2 separate regions of the Homo sapiens genome follow, and region 2 is linked to region 1. A link is a loop called in an ENCODE intact Hi-C map of the cell type or tissue named here. Cell type or tissue: MCF 10A. All regions are shown on one strand.

Evidence for each region. Hi-C counts contacts between places; a loop is a spot of excess contacts. Peaks named below come from ENCODE experiments on the same cell type or tissue, not always from the same donor. Only the 100,000 strongest peaks of a DNase experiment are listed, where the experiment ranks them.
Region 2: a loop joins it to region 1, with 10 times the contacts of the local background. A loop is called at or near these places in 3 of 110 quality-filtered maps.

What each region holds. Positions count from the first base shown.
Region 1 is chr5:63,398,418-63,406,417 of GRCh38, forward strand. No RefSeq gene overlaps it. Among named protein-coding and RNA genes, the nearest start is that of HTR1A, 560 kb to the right of the region's middle. In MCF 10A, a CTCF peak has its summit at 3,209 (motif pointing right); a DNase peak (open chromatin) is centred at 3,204.
Region 2 is chr5:64,140,068-64,148,067 of GRCh38, forward strand. No RefSeq gene overlaps it. Among named protein-coding and RNA genes, the nearest start is that of RNF180, 22 kb to the right of the region's middle. In MCF 10A, a CTCF peak has its summit at 7,961 (motif pointing right); DNase peaks (open chromatin) are centred at 4,964 and 7,994.

The DNA.
Region 1 (8,000 bases):
AACCACCTCCTAGTGTCCAACTCCCCATGGGATATGCAGAGATAACCTCCTTGACTCACCTCACTGACTCCACTCTCCACTCAGTATGCAGGTATGCTACAGGGAGCATTCCCTGTCCCAGTCACCACATGTGACTCACACCCGCTTGCTCTGCATCCACCAATTAGAACTCCATGTGGGAAACTTGCTGGGGTAATGTCCTGGATCCCAGTAAAGCCTCAGGCTATAGGTCTATCTCTCTCTGTCTCTCTTGCTCCCCACCTGCTGTTTGAACACATTGCCCTGTGACCTCTCATTGGCTCCCAGAGGCATCTCTCTACTCTCATGGATCTGAGAATAATATACTTTCTGTTATGTCATGTGTTTTTGTTTTATGGCCTCCTCTTACTTGACTGACACATGCAGATTTAACTTCTTTCCCAGTCAGGGCTCTCCTAGAGAGTGGTCTGGGCGATAGAGCAAGACTTCATCTCAATAAATAAATAAATAAATAAATAAATAAAAAATAAAGAAGTACAACAAAACACATCTGGCCAACTAAAAATCATATTATTGTTTTTTAAATTCAATACTTTTGAGACCTATTTTGAACTACATATACCAGTATATGTAAGTACATATTTATTAAAGAACATAATTATGTTTATTTCAACATTTAATATATTTACTTTCATGCTACATTATTATGCATGTTATTATGTCATAATGACATAATTTATATAGTCATTTCAGATAAGTATATCTTGACCTTGTCTATTTATAGCTCTTCTTCTAGACTATGGAATTTTTTCCATACTACAAGAACTATTTCTTGTTTACGATTGTATTTCAAAGCCAAGCACAATTCTGGATTAACGTATATAGAATAATTTAAAATATTTTTTAAGTGAGGTTATTCTAAGACAGATGTTATCTATTTACAGTTTTACTTTGGGTTGTCTTGCTTTTATGTCCTGGAATGGAGGTGTCTTTCTCTCTCTTCCCCTTTCTACCTTCCCCCTCCCCCATTATCTTCTTCTCTCTACCACTGGATCATAACTGGATGAACATTTCTAGTTTCTTGCTTCAACTCTGTAGACCCACATTTGCCATCCAACAGATAATTCCAATAGCTAGACTTGGAAGAAAGTATATGGTCTGTAGTCTAATTTCTAATTTAGCCTTATAAGTGGTAATGCTGATATTTGGTTTCCATATGTCTGTTACAAATGTCTACTTTTCCATTGGCCTATGTCAAATCATGGGGTAGAAAAAAGACTGTGACTAATTATCAAACTCCAACCCCAATATCTATGGTGATGATGCTGGGTTGGAAGGTGTGCTATTGAGGATGACAATTTCAAATAAAGTTTTCCAGTTCATTAGCTTCCATTACCAAGACCTCTTGCTGACTCCTCTGCAAATTGTTCTTCCTTCCATCCTCTCCTTTCCTTCTTCACTAATCAACTAGGTGGGCGTAATTACTGATCTTAGGAATGGGGTAAAGAGTATAAGCTGTCTGAGCAATGTGTAGCACAGAACTTATGTAATGAGCAACAGGATAAATTTCTTGGATCAAGAAATGCAATTCCTGTAAAACATTTGATGTCTTTTGAAGTTGATTGCAATACTATAATAAGAAACTAGGCCCATTAAAAAAAAAAAAAAACCGTATCATGTACAGATGCCCCTTGACTTACAAAGGGGCTACATCCTGACAAACTCAATAAGCCCATTGAAGGTTTCAAATACTGTCAGTTGAAAATGCACTTAATACACCTAACCCTCCAAACATCCTAGCATAGCCCAGCCCACATTCAACATGCTCAGGACACTTACCTTATCTACAGTAAGACAAATCATCTGGCAACACAGTACACTGTGGAGTACTGGTGTTTACCCTTGTGATTATGTGGCTGCCTGGGAGCTGTGGCTCACTGCCACTGCCCAGGATCCGGAAAGAATATTGTACCACATATGGTTAGCCCAAGAAAATATCAAAGTTCAAAATGTGAAGTACAATTTCTCCTGAATGTGTATTGCTTTTGTACCATCGTTAGGTTAAAAAAAACTTAAGTCAAACCATTGTAAGTCGGGGACCGTGTGTATTCTCTAAAGTAAATACAGAGGCAACACCTCTTTATGAGTAAATTACAATAAAATAAATGTATGTCTGTATGTTTTCTCAAGCTCTGAAAGGTCTACCTCTCAATTGTCTCATCTATAAACTGGTAATCCATTTAAACCATGCTCTTCCATTTTGTTAACTAGTCAAATAAGTAACTCATCCAAAAAGAGGGTGGTACATTCATGCCTTCTGGATTACTAACTTTCCTCTGACATAAGGCATCACTTCAAATATTGGCAGGTAAGAACCAGAGAGCAGTATTTACTTTCTTGGAATTTGGTATTACAACCCCTCTGGCTTCCCCAAATAATTGCCCATATTTTGCCATCTTGACCATTCTTCCTGTAGTGTTTGAGGGCAAAGGGCAGGAGCTCCATTTACTCGTTATAGATGTGCCTAAGATTTGGTTGTTATGCCGACAAACAAATACTTCATTGTTTTCTATAGAATTTTAGGGGTCCCATTTTTAAACTGCACCACTGTATATGTCTTCTCTCCTTGAGATAAAAGTTGCAAACTAATGGTCCCTGGGCTGAATTTGACCCATGGAAAAATTAGTTTTAAAAATTAAACTCTTCATTTTGGGCTAATTATAGATTCATATTCAGTTGTAGGAAATACAACAGAGAGATCCAATGGACTCTTTATCTAGTTTCCTCCAATAATCACATCTTGCAAAGCAATTGTAGAGAATGACCACCACGATACTGACATAACTACAATCCACCAGTCTTATCTACACACATCTTTTATTGCATAATTTTACCCTATATAGTATTTTCAATCTGAATAGCAGCTAATAGTTACAAATCAAAAACTTTAAATAATGGTATAGATTTCTGATTTTGCTTTAAAAAATCCTATTTCTCAAAACTGGGACTGCATTCTATACATAAAATCAGGCTAGAAGTGAATAGCAGTTCGATTACACAACACACATTCTCCCTTTTATACTAGTACTCAGCTACTCGATTTATCTTCTTAACAGCTAACACAATTCATGTAGTTATGCTCTTATGGTTGTCTCTTCTATCACCTGTGTGGGAAGTCCCTAATTCCTATTTTAGCTTGTCCATACTCCAGTGTCCCAAACCTTGTCAGTTTATCCACCAGAGGGCACTCCAGCCCCGCCTGTGTTTAACTGTAGCCTGGAAGAACGAAGATAACATTAGGCCTCTGAAAGGTGAATAATTGGGGTCCTGAGTGAAGCAGGCCAAATATTTCTCAAAGAGAACAATGTCACCAGGTAAAAGCAAATGAAATTATACAATGCCAAATGAATAGTTTTTTTTTTAATTTTCAGTCTTGGCATTTCCCTGAGGTCCAAACATACATTCAACAACCTACGTGACATTTCCACTTGGAAATTTAACACACTGAAAATAGAACATTTATTACTTTTCTTCTACACCTGCTTCTCTTACTTTCCCCATTTCAGTAAAAAGTTATGCCATGTACCCAATCTTTCAAATCAAAGACGCGGAAATCTTCAACTCTTCCTTGATTCATCTCTTTACCTCAAATCACCCTTCTCTTCCCTACATGTAGACTTTATCTACAAATCTGATTGCTGATGCCTCCAAGGTATTTTTTAAATCTATTTATCATCAAGGCTAAGCCAACATTGTTGCTCATCTGGACTACTGCATCTGCATTTGCTTCCATTTTTACCACTAGAATCCATTCCATATGTTAGTTAGATCGCTTTCCTGAAAGCATAAATCACAACCTACAAGGCTCTGCAATTTAGTATCTGCCTACCTCTCCAGTACCATTTTATTTTATTCTGAAAATTGTTAACTCCATTTCACTCTCTCTCTATATATAATATATAATTTATATAATTATGTATATAATTATATACATATATATTTGTTTGTTTTACAAAAGCACCCTTTTTGATGTGCTGTTCTTTTTTCCTGGACATGCTTTCCTAAGTTATTAACAAAGCTCACCCCACACCCTTTTAGTTCTTAGGTGAACTATCACCTTATTTAAATATCACCTCATCACAGAGGCTTTCACTCATCATCCTGGCTAATATGGCACCCACCTCAATACCACTTCTGACTTTATGCACTCTTCTATTACTTTGTTGTATATATCATTATATTATTATATTTCTGTGTTTGCATATATAATTACTATCTATATCTTATAGCTACTATATAAGTTCCATAAGATCAGAGACTGCATATGTTTTTTCACTTCTGTATTACCCAAACTCAGAATATTTTCAAGGACATAGGCCATGTCTATTAAAATTTTTTAGAATGTATAGATGAAAAGATTAATTATAAATAATATTTGAATTTGGCAAAAATTATGAAAGCCTGATAAAAATTGTAATATTTAATTAATTTGTAAAATTAAAACATCATTATTATGAATACATATTAAGATATGTATTTAAGATAATTATCTTGAATAATAATGCACTGGAATTTCTATTTCCAGCCATGATAGAATAACAGAGCACAGATTTGGCTTCTCATGTTAAACAACTGAACCGTCAGAAAAATATATGAAAATAATGATGTTTCAAGTATCAGAGAACAATCAGTGCAGACAGTAACACCTAGGAGAGAAGAACTAATGAAATGAGCTTTAAGATTGCTGTGCATACTGCTCGGAGAATTTCCAGGCCATAGCACAACTCAAATATCACAGCTCAACTGGCTATCTGCTTAAGTTGAAGGGACAGAGTTGAACATTCTGAGAAGTCAAAGTGGTTAGAATTTGCAGGGCAGGTTACTGGAGAGAAGAGAAATGCACAGACATCCAAATGTCTGCAGATGGCTCCTGTAAAGTCTTCAGCTGAATGCTGGTCAGCACATTCACGTAAGGGAATTATCTGAAGGTAGGGGAAAAAAAATCACCAGAAAGGAATAATCAGAACAATCCCTACAGCTCACTCAGAGCCAGGAATAGTTTGTGTTTTCACTAATTCAAATGAAAAAAATAATCTTGTTAATATACAAGGCATCAAAAAGAGTGCTAAGAAATATTTCTCTTAAAGAGGAAAAATTAGCTCTGGACTAATGTGCTGGAATTTCTATTTTCTGGACTAGTGGCTACTCTGGATCCACCTAACAAAGCAAAAAGCAGGAATTGAAGTGATCAAACTGTTTTCAAATGATGTAATTGTGTCTCAGAATAAATTCTAAGTATATTTCACTGAGATGGAATATGTAGGACCTAACAAAATAAATTTCAAAATACCTAGCATCTAATAAAGAAATGAGCAGATATTCAATGAAGTAGGAAAATAAGATTCTTAATTAAGAGGAAAAAATAATGAAATGCCAAAAATGATATAATTATTAAAAAAAGAAAAACAGTTTTGATATACTCTATATATACTCAAGATGACAGATAAGCACAAACATGTTAAGGAGAGGCATGGAAGATTACTGGACTTTTGAAGATGAAAAATACAATGTCAAAGAGGAAAAAGGCATTGCATGGCATTGCCAAGAGGTTAGAAATGGAAGAAGAATACATTAGTGAACTTGAAGATATATCAATTAAACTATCCTGGATGAACTCAAGAGAGAAAAATGAGTGAAAAAAATGAACAGTATCAGTGAGCTGTGAAATATCAAATGACCTAAAATACATTCAAATCATAGAATCCCCAAAGCAGAGGAAGAGGGCAGAGAAATACATGAAAAATAATGACTTCAGTTTTTTTTTTTTGTTTTCAAATTGATGAGAACTATAAACCACAGATTCAAGAAGCTTACAAACCCCAACCTTAAGAAACATGAAAAAAACTGCAAGGGACATCATAATCACATTGCTTAAAACCAGTGATAAGAAAAAAAATCTTAAAAACAGCCACAGGAAAAAGATACATTATGTATAGGAAAATGAAGATAAGAATACAAGTCAGGATTACTGTGGCAGTACTTTTTTAAGTAAAGGAAGAAAAAAAAAGGACCTATCAAACTAGAATTCCATATTCTACAAAAATATCTTTCAAGGAAAATGAAAAAAAAAAGGCAATACAAAGGCTAACAAAATTCACCACCAGCACTGCAAAGAAATGTTAAAGGAAGTTCTTCAGGAAGATAAAAATCTCAATCTATTCAAGGAATGAAGATCAACAGATAAAGTAAGTATGCATGTGAAAATAAAATATAATTTTCCTATTTATAAGTTTCTTTGAAAGATAATTGATTTTTAAAAATAAAAATAACTGAATTTATCATATAGGTGTGTAGAAGCAAAATGGATGATAACAACAGCACAAAGACTGGGAAAAGGAAATAAAGAGTATACACTAATAAGATTTTACATTATATGTGAAGTGAGACATTACTTTAAGCTAGACAGTGACATATTAAACATGCATGTTATAAACACTAAAGCAAACAGTAAAACACAAAACGAAGAGTTAAAGCTAATTAGCCAGTCAAGAATGTAAAACAAAATTTTTAAATTAATTAATTTAAAATAAGGCAGAAAGAAGGAAAAAAAAAGAATAAAGTGTGAAAATGGAAAACAAATAGCAATATGGTTGATTTAACCTAATCATATCATTAATCAAATTAAATGGTTTTCAACATTCCCTGATTAAAAGACATAGGTTTTCAAATTGGATGTAAAAGTAGGATCCAATTATGTCCTTCTTCAAGAAATACATTTTAAAAATAAAGAAAGAAACAAATTAAAAGTAAATAATGGAAATGAATATACCAAGCTAACAATCAAAGAACAATAGAATTAATTATTTTATACCAGACAAATTATACCGGTAAAGAATATTACCAGGGATAAAGAAGATAATTTGATAATGATAAAGGTATCAGTTGATCAGGACATAATGGTTCTAAACATTTATGCTGCTAATAACAGTGCTTCAAAATACATGAAGCAAAACCTGAAAGAACTGAACACAGAAACAGACAAATCACCATTACAGAGACAGATTTCAATACCTCTCTCTAAATAACTGACAGGACAATGATACAGCACTTTCAAGCACTATCAACCAAAATGACCTAGAACGCTCAACCAAATAAGTACCAATGATGTACACATTACTTTCAAGTACCCATAGAACGTGTAGCAAGATAGACCATACTTTGTCAAAAAATGAGTTTGCATAAACTAATTCAATTATGACAAAGTATATTCTTTGACCACAATGAAAATAATATGAATTAGAAATCATTAACTAAAAAGAATGGGAAATCTAAAATATTTTAAAATTAAATAAAACATCTTAAAAACCGATGGATCACAAAAAAAAAGAATCAAAAGGGAATGACACAGCATTTTGAACTGAAATAAAATGAAAACACAACATATCAAATTTTATGGTAGGGTAGCTAAAGGAATGTTTAGAGAAAATGTTGCAGAATTCTTCAATTAATTAGCAAAGCTTAAAAGAAATGACCTAAACTTCTAATTTAAGAACCAAGAAAAAGAAGCATAGATTAAACATAAAGCATATAAGAGTTATCTATAAAAGAACAGCAAATTCCACTGAAAGAACAGAAAACGTGCAATAGAAAACAGAAAAACAATAGATAAAATCAATAAACCGAAAGCTAGATTTTTAGAATAATCTGTAAATATGAATTAGGAAAAAATTATCAATATTAAAAATGAAAGAGGGTAATCACAACATACTTTACAGGCATTAAATTGATAATGAGGGATTTTATGAATAACTCTTGCCAATAAAAACTAACAACTTAAATGAAACAAATTCCTTGAAACACAAACTATTAAACCTAAATATTCCTATATCTATTAAAGTAATAGAACACATGTATTTGAGAATATTCCTACAAAGGAAACTCTAGGTACAAAAATATTCACTGGCGAAGTTAACAAAATATTTTAGGAAGAGAAAAAATATTACTTCCACACAAACCTTTTC
Region 2 (8,000 bases), 740 kb after region 1:
ACATTATATGAAGAAAAAATTAACAAAACTGAAGAGATTAATTGACAGTCTACAATAAATAGTTGGAGATTTAAATATCCCACTCTCAATAATAGAAAAACCAGACAGGAGACAAGGAAATAGAAAAATTGAATGACGCAATAAACCAACTAAATCTAACAGACATATACAGAACATTCTTCTCAACAATAACAGAATATACATTCTTCTTAAGTGCACATAATAGATTTTCCAAAATCGACTATATGTTAGGTCACAAATTAAGTCTCAATAGATTTTAAAAGATAGATATCATATAAAGCATCTTCTCTGACCATGACAGGATGAAATTGGAAATCAATAACAGAAGAAAACTGAAAAATGTATAAATTTTTAGAAATTAACATACTCTTAACCAATCAATGAAAAAGAAATCACAAGGAAAATTAGAAAATACTTAAAGATTAATGAAAACAGGTTGGGTGCAGGTGGCTCATGCTTGTAATCCCACCACCTTGGGAGGCCAAGGCAGGCAGATCATTTGAGCTCAGGAGTTCAAGAACAGCCTGCTCAACATGGTGAAACCCTATCTCTACTAAAAAAACAAAAATTAGCTGAGCATGGTGGCACATGCCGGTAATCTCAGCTACTCAGGATATAAACACACTAAAATCAATCACATTTCTATACACTGATGATGAACAATCGGAAAAGAAAATTAAGAAACAATTCAATTTAAAATAATATCTGTCTTAGTGTATTCCTGCTGCTATAACAAAATACCTGAGACTGGGTAATTTATAAATAACATGCATTCATTTTCTCATATTTCTGCAGCCTGAGAAGTCCTAGATCAAAACACCAGAAAATTCAATGTCTAGTGAGGGCAGCTATCTACTTCCAGGATGGTGCCTTTTGCTACATCTTCACATGGCAGAAGGGGCAAACAGCTCCCTCACACCTCTTTTATAAGAGTGCTAAGTCATGAGGATGGCACTCATGACCTAATCATCTCCTAAGGACCCCACCTCTTAATACTATCACATTGGCAAGAAAGTTTCAACATGAATATGTGTGTATGGGGGAGACACATTCAGACCACAGCAGCATTATAAATAATAAAATACTTGGGAATTAACCAATGAGACGTAAGACTTGTACAGTGAAAACTCTTTTTAAAAATTCTGAAATAAAGAAGACAAAAATAAATGGAAAGACATCTTTTGTTCATGGACTGGAAGGCTTAGTATTGTTAAGATCTCAATACTACCCAAAGCAATCTACATATTTAATTCAATCACTATCAAAATCCCAATGACCTTTTTTACAGAAATAAGAAAACCCATCCTAAAACTCATAACTATATGAGTTAGTATCTGAAAGGACCCCAAATAGCCAAAACACTCCAGGAAAAGAAGAACAAAGCTAGAGGAATCACACCTCCTCATTTCAAAATTTATTACAATGCTACAGCAATCAAAGCAGTGTAGACCTGGCATAAAGACAGACATAGACTATTGGAATAGAATACAGAGTCTAGATAACAAACCTTTACATGTATACTCAAATTATTTTCGACAGAAATGTCAAGACCACTTAATGGAGAAAAGTCCATTTTTTCAACAAATGGTGTTGGCTAAACTAGATATCCTCATGCCAAAAAATGAAGTTGGACCCTTACCTAACACCATATATTAAAAAAAACTAAAAATGCATCAATGACTATATTAGCCTGTTCCCACATTACTATAAGGAAATACCTGAGACTGGGTAATTTATAACAAAAAGAGGTTTAATTGACTCACAGTTCTGCATGGCTGGGAAGGCCTCAGGAAACTTACAAACATGGCAGAAGGCACCTCTTCACAAGGTGGCAGGAGAGAAAATGAGTGCAGCAGGGGAAACGCCAGATGCTTATAAAACCATGAGATCTCGTGAGAACTCACTATCACCAGAGCAGCATGGGGGAAACTGCCCACATGATTCAATTTTGTCTCACCAGTTTCCTCTCGCAACACATAGAGATTATGGGGATTACAATTCAAGATGAGATTTGGGTGGGTACACAGCCAAATCATATCAATGATCTAAATGTGAGAACTAAAACCCTTAGAACAAAACACAGGGCAAATGCTTCATGACGTTGAATTTGACAATTATTTCTTAGATATGACACCAAAGGCACAGGTAACAAAAGAAAAAAAATTGGACATCATAAATTTAAAAATGTTTGTACACCAAAAGACATTATCAATAAAATAGAGTGTCAACCTACAGAATGGGAGAAAATATTTGCAAGAAGACATTTGCAAATTGCATATCTTTTAAGGGATTAGTATCCAGAATACATAGAGAATTTCTTAAATTTAACAACAGAAAACTATCTGATTCAAAAATGGGCACAGGACTTCAATAGACATTTCTCCAAAGAAGACATACAAATAGCCAATAAGCACATGAAAAGATGCTCAATATCACTAGGAAAATTCAAATCAAAACTACAATAAGATACTACCTCACACCCATTAGGATGGCTGCTAACAGGAAAAAAAAAATAAGTGTTGGTAAAGATGTGGAGAAATTGGAACACTTGTGTACTGTTAGTGGGAACATAAACTAGTACAGCCACTGTGGGAAACAGTAAAGCAATTTCTCAAAAAATTAAAAATAGATTTACCATATGATCCAGCAATTCCAGTTCTGAATATGTACTTAAAATAATTGAAAACAAGGTTTCAAAAGGGTATTTGTATATCCATGCACATAGCATTATTCACAATAGCTAAAATATGGTGTTAAAGCAAACTAAATATGGCCTGAGAAGGACTTTGTACTTCTATATTTGAGTCCTTGTGGACGAACTGCAACCTAACTTAGCGGGTAGACAAGATTGAAACCCTGACTTAGGAGTATGCACCCATAACAGTGGTTGAGTCTTGGCCAATCCTAACAGCCATACTTCAACCAGTAATACACTGCTGAGTGTTCAAATTGTGTTCAAATGAGGTAAATGGCAATCTGTAACCAATCCAGCTGTTTCTGTACCTCACCTCTGATTTCTGTACATCACTTCTCTTTTTTTGTCTATAAATTTGTTCTGACCACAAGGCAACCCTGGGGTCTCTCTGAATCTGCTGTGATTCTGGGGACTGCCCAATTTGTGAATCATTCATTGCTCAATTAAACTTCTTTAAATTTAATTCAGCTGAAGTTTTTCTTTTAACAATGGAAGCAACCCAAGTATAATACACACACACATTATACACACCACACACACACATTATACACACCACACACACAAATATTTCAACCTTAAAAAGGAAGGAAATTCTGGCATATGCTACAATGTGGATGAACCTTGAGGACATTATGCTAAATAAAATATGCCAGTTACTAAAACACAAATATTATATGATTCTACTTATCTGAGGTATTTTGAATAGTCAAAATCATTAAAAAAACCAGAAAGTAGAATGATGGTTTCCAGGGCCTTGGAGTAGGAGAAAAACAGGAGTTATTGTTTAATGGGTATGTAGTTTCAGTTTTGCAAGTTAAAAAGAGTTCTGGAGATAGATGCTGGTGATGACTGCCCAACAATATGAACATACTTAATACTACTGCCCTGTACACTTAAAATGGTTAAGATGGTAAATTTTATGTTATGTGTATTTTATCACAATAAGAAAAATTGGGAGAAACAGGAAGTTATGGAAAGGTTGATTTGAGATCAATAATACTTTCTAATACTTAAAGGGCATGTAAATGGAATGGATGACCTTTTAAGATGGCATGATGAGATCTCACAAACTGAAAATATTATAGCAAAAACTGGAAAGCCATTTATTGAGGATTTTATGGTAGAGAGTAATCTTTTATTATTCAGAATATTGTATTAGATTACTTTTAACTTCTTGGATGGAAGAAGACATGATTTTCGATAACCATAGAGGTGAGCCAGAGTTCAACATACTTGGAGATAAAATAAATTAGATGCACTCTTACCCCACTGAGTAAATAATGCAGCAAATACACTTTCACTATTAAGAGTTATAGTAAGAGTCACATTGTTTAAATCATTAAGCCTTTATTTCACCAAAAAATATTACTTCTCCATTTAATATGAAGATATTTTCCAATACCTTGAAGTATAAACCTTTTGATTTAGTTTTTACAGTATCACCTGAAAACACTGCTATGCACAGCAATAATAGTGTGGGCTCATGAAACCAAATTATAGGTAAAAACAAGCTTAAAGAAGGGATTGAGTCTGTGTGATAGCATTTTTCGGAGGCTCTGGAGCCCCCAGAATAGATTTTTCCAAGATTTTCATCATGAATAACAAAATATATATAAATACCTCTAATGTGAAAGAGACAGGGCTAGAATATCTGAGAACTGGAAATGGACTGAAGGAGGACCTATCTACATGGGTGATTATTCTTTAACATTCCTGCTGTATCATTCATGTTCCTGGAAGGAAACAGAAGCCACACCCAAAAGGGCTTTGGGGAAGAAACTTAAATGAAGGTCCTATTTATAGAGGTGTGAGTAGTGTGATTATTATAGCTCCACGCTATTATCACCCTTAGTCCTGAAGCAGCAAAGAAGATGTGCCATCTGCCAGGAGCTGTGGCTGTCAAGTAATGCAGGACTGCCACACTATGCTTTAGTCATGGAGGGAGAGAGAGGAGAAAAGATCTCAACCTCTTTTTCCTTCCACCCTCTGATCACCAGCCAATGCTTGCAGAATCCAACTAGAAGCCATAGGACAGAGAACCCAGTTAATGGTCTGTAGACATCAGCCTTTCAGGGTACAGAACCCAACATAGAACACAGAAACATTTCAGAGAATAAATTCAGGAGAGTGTGGTGGCAAATTGAGAAGAACCAAAACACTGGGACCTCAGAGAAGAATCCAGTAGCTGGAACAGGGAGATTCATCCACATTGTAGCATATGCCTGTGCTGACACATTAAGTAGGCACTATGCTTTGGCACCCATACACTCAGTTGTGAGTCACCCTTTCATTCCTTTTTTTCTCACATCCAGTTGTATTTACTTCATAGCATATCATTATATGAAATTACCATTCTTTTTTGTTTGTTTAAAGTTTATTACCTGTCATCTCTTCACTAAAGAGTATGCTCCATGAGACAAGAACTTTATTGGACACACTACTTTGTCTCTAGCACTCAAAACAATTGGCACATAGGAAATATTTAGTAGACACTTCTTTAAAGATCTTTTGCCTAAGTAGAAGTTTGAATGGCTGTCATTTTCTATCTGAACTTCTTGGAACAGGGAGGCTCCACAACACTTCCCTATATGGAAAATTATTTAACAGCTAAATAAAGATTTATAAAGTAATAGCTAATGAAAATGACATTTAAACTGGATTGGAACAAAACACATAAAGGACCAAAATTCCTGGGCAAACGTTTGCTTAGATATAGGCCTGGGGTTAAGCCAAGGAAAATCACTGGAATAATTCTTGATAAAAAGATTTGACCCATACCAGAATGACACAGTAAATCTCCCGAATAGATTTTCATTCCAAACTAGTACAAGAAGCCAGAAAGCCTCAATACGAATAAACTTCCAAACAGCCCTTTGATGTGAGGCTTGCCAAAGAGCAGCAGTGAGGAATGAAGTCCGACAGCTCAGAATCTTCTTTGGCCAACTAAATTAATGTCAAACAAAATAAAAACCTAGGCAGCCATTTATATAGCCCAGAGAGGAATAGAGAACCCTTTTCTTGCTTTATTTGGAAGTATCTACAAATTAAGACACTTATAAATCATACAGTTTTAATTTATTCAACATAAAAGTGACCCAAATGAAAAGTCCATTATTGTATTTAGCATAAGTGGTATTTATTTATCAAGCACATGCTGTTATAGTAACTGTGTCACCAAGCAGACGAAAAGAAGTAAAGTACAATCCCTGCCCTCTTGAGGATTACAATCCATGGCAGAAAAGATAATAATCTTTTTATTATCTTTTCTTTTATTGTCTTTTCTTATTATCTTTCTTTTATTATCTTTTCAGAAAGCTAATAATCAGTTTCATGACAAAGGCTATAAGAAAGGTATAAACAAGGCGTGATGAAAATACAGGAAAGGGAGGAGTAGGCACTGCCCAGAGATAAGGGCTTCGCAGAGGGAATGATATTTAAATTGAGTATTAAAGGGTATGTAGAAATATTTTTAGTTTAACAAGAGGATTTGGGAAGACATAACAAGCACACCATAACACTGCCAGTATTTGCAACTGTGCTTATTTGCAATTGTGCTCACTATTGTTGCTGCTAGCAGCTATTATAATTGTGATGAAATAAGGAGAAAAAAACAGGTAAATTTAATTCATAACAGATACAGTCATGCCACATGAAAAACAGATAAATACAGCTTGAGCCATATGTTTTACAACAGTTCAAATAGAGAAAAGTAATAGGACAATAAAGTCATCACATGGCAAAATGGGCATTTAAATCTCTAAGCTGCACTGAAGTCAGAACCATGTTCAGGTTGCAAGTGATAAGAACTTCTGCCACATTGAATTGATGTTCTTAATCTGACCTCATCCAATTTCATGACTCTAAGTACCATCTATAGGGTGTGTCGCCAAACATTGTATCACCGCCCTAGTTTTCTCCTCTGATCTCCTCTTTGGTATATGTGCAACAGGCATCTCAAAGTAAACATTTCCAAATAATAACTCTTGTTCTCTCTACCTTCACTCATCCAGCCTGCCCTTCCCACAGACTTCTCCATCTCAGTAAATGACTTCAGCTATTAAATTTCTCAGCTACCCAGTTACCCTTCAGTGCTCTCTTTTATACCCCTCATTCAATCCATCAGCAAATCTTCTATCTTCAAAATGTACCCAGAACTGGACCATATCTCACCACTTCCATTTTACCATGCTGGTCCAAGTCATTGTTACTCCTTGCCTCCTAATATGTCTCTCTGCTCATCCCTTGCCACAACTATAGTTTATTATTCATGCAATCTTCAGAGTGATCAATGTAAATATGCATTGCCACATCTCCCCTCTATTCAAAAGTCTCCAATAGTTTCCAGTCTGATTCAGATATATTTGTCTCTGTATGTCTGTGTGTTTGCCCCTGTCTCTGTGACTCTGTACATATGTCTCTGTATTTGTGTGTCTCTATTCTCTGTATATGTCTGTGTGTGTGTGTGTGTCTCTGTCTGTGTCTGTGTCTATGACTGTACATATGTATCTGTGTGTGTCTGTCTCTATTCTCTGCATTTGTCTCTGTGTGTGTCTCTGTTTATGTATCTGTGTGTCTTTATGTGACTCTGCATGTATGTGTGTGTCTCTATGTGTATGTCTCTATGTGTATCTCTGTGTATCCCTGTGTCTGTGTATACATACATATATGTATGGGTATATGTATGTACACATGTATACCTATGTATAAAATTGCCCATCTGGCCCTGTGTGCTCTGCCCCCTCCTGTCCACACTCACCTTTCTGGCCTATGCCCTACTCTCCCTCTCAGTCACTCTGCTGCAGTGCGGCAGCCACACGGCCTCCTTGATGTTCCTCAAACATTCCAACAGGCTGTTGCCTCAGTGTTTACTGTTCTCTTTGCCACTTCCTTCATGTGCTTTACATCTCAGGGAGGTCTTCCCTGGCCTTATCTAAAATTTAAATGCCCCTTCCCCCACTCCATATCTCCATTCCAAGCTATATTGCTTGTGTAATCTTGGATTTACCTTTTCCTGTTATGTATGTCTTGTATGTCTCCTCCCGACTGTTCAATGAGGGCACAGATTTCTGTCTGTTTCACTCACCGCTGTATCTGCAGTGCCTCGTATTTCTTCCACAAAGGATCTTCTCAATAAATGGTACTTAATTTTTTAAATGCAGCTTTTCATTACACACTAGCAACTGGAAAGGCATGCAATTCTATTTCCAAAATTCATTAAACAAACGTGGTAAACATTCAGGCCAGAAGGCGGCAGCAAAGCTTCATCAGCCCAGCAACCGGCCAT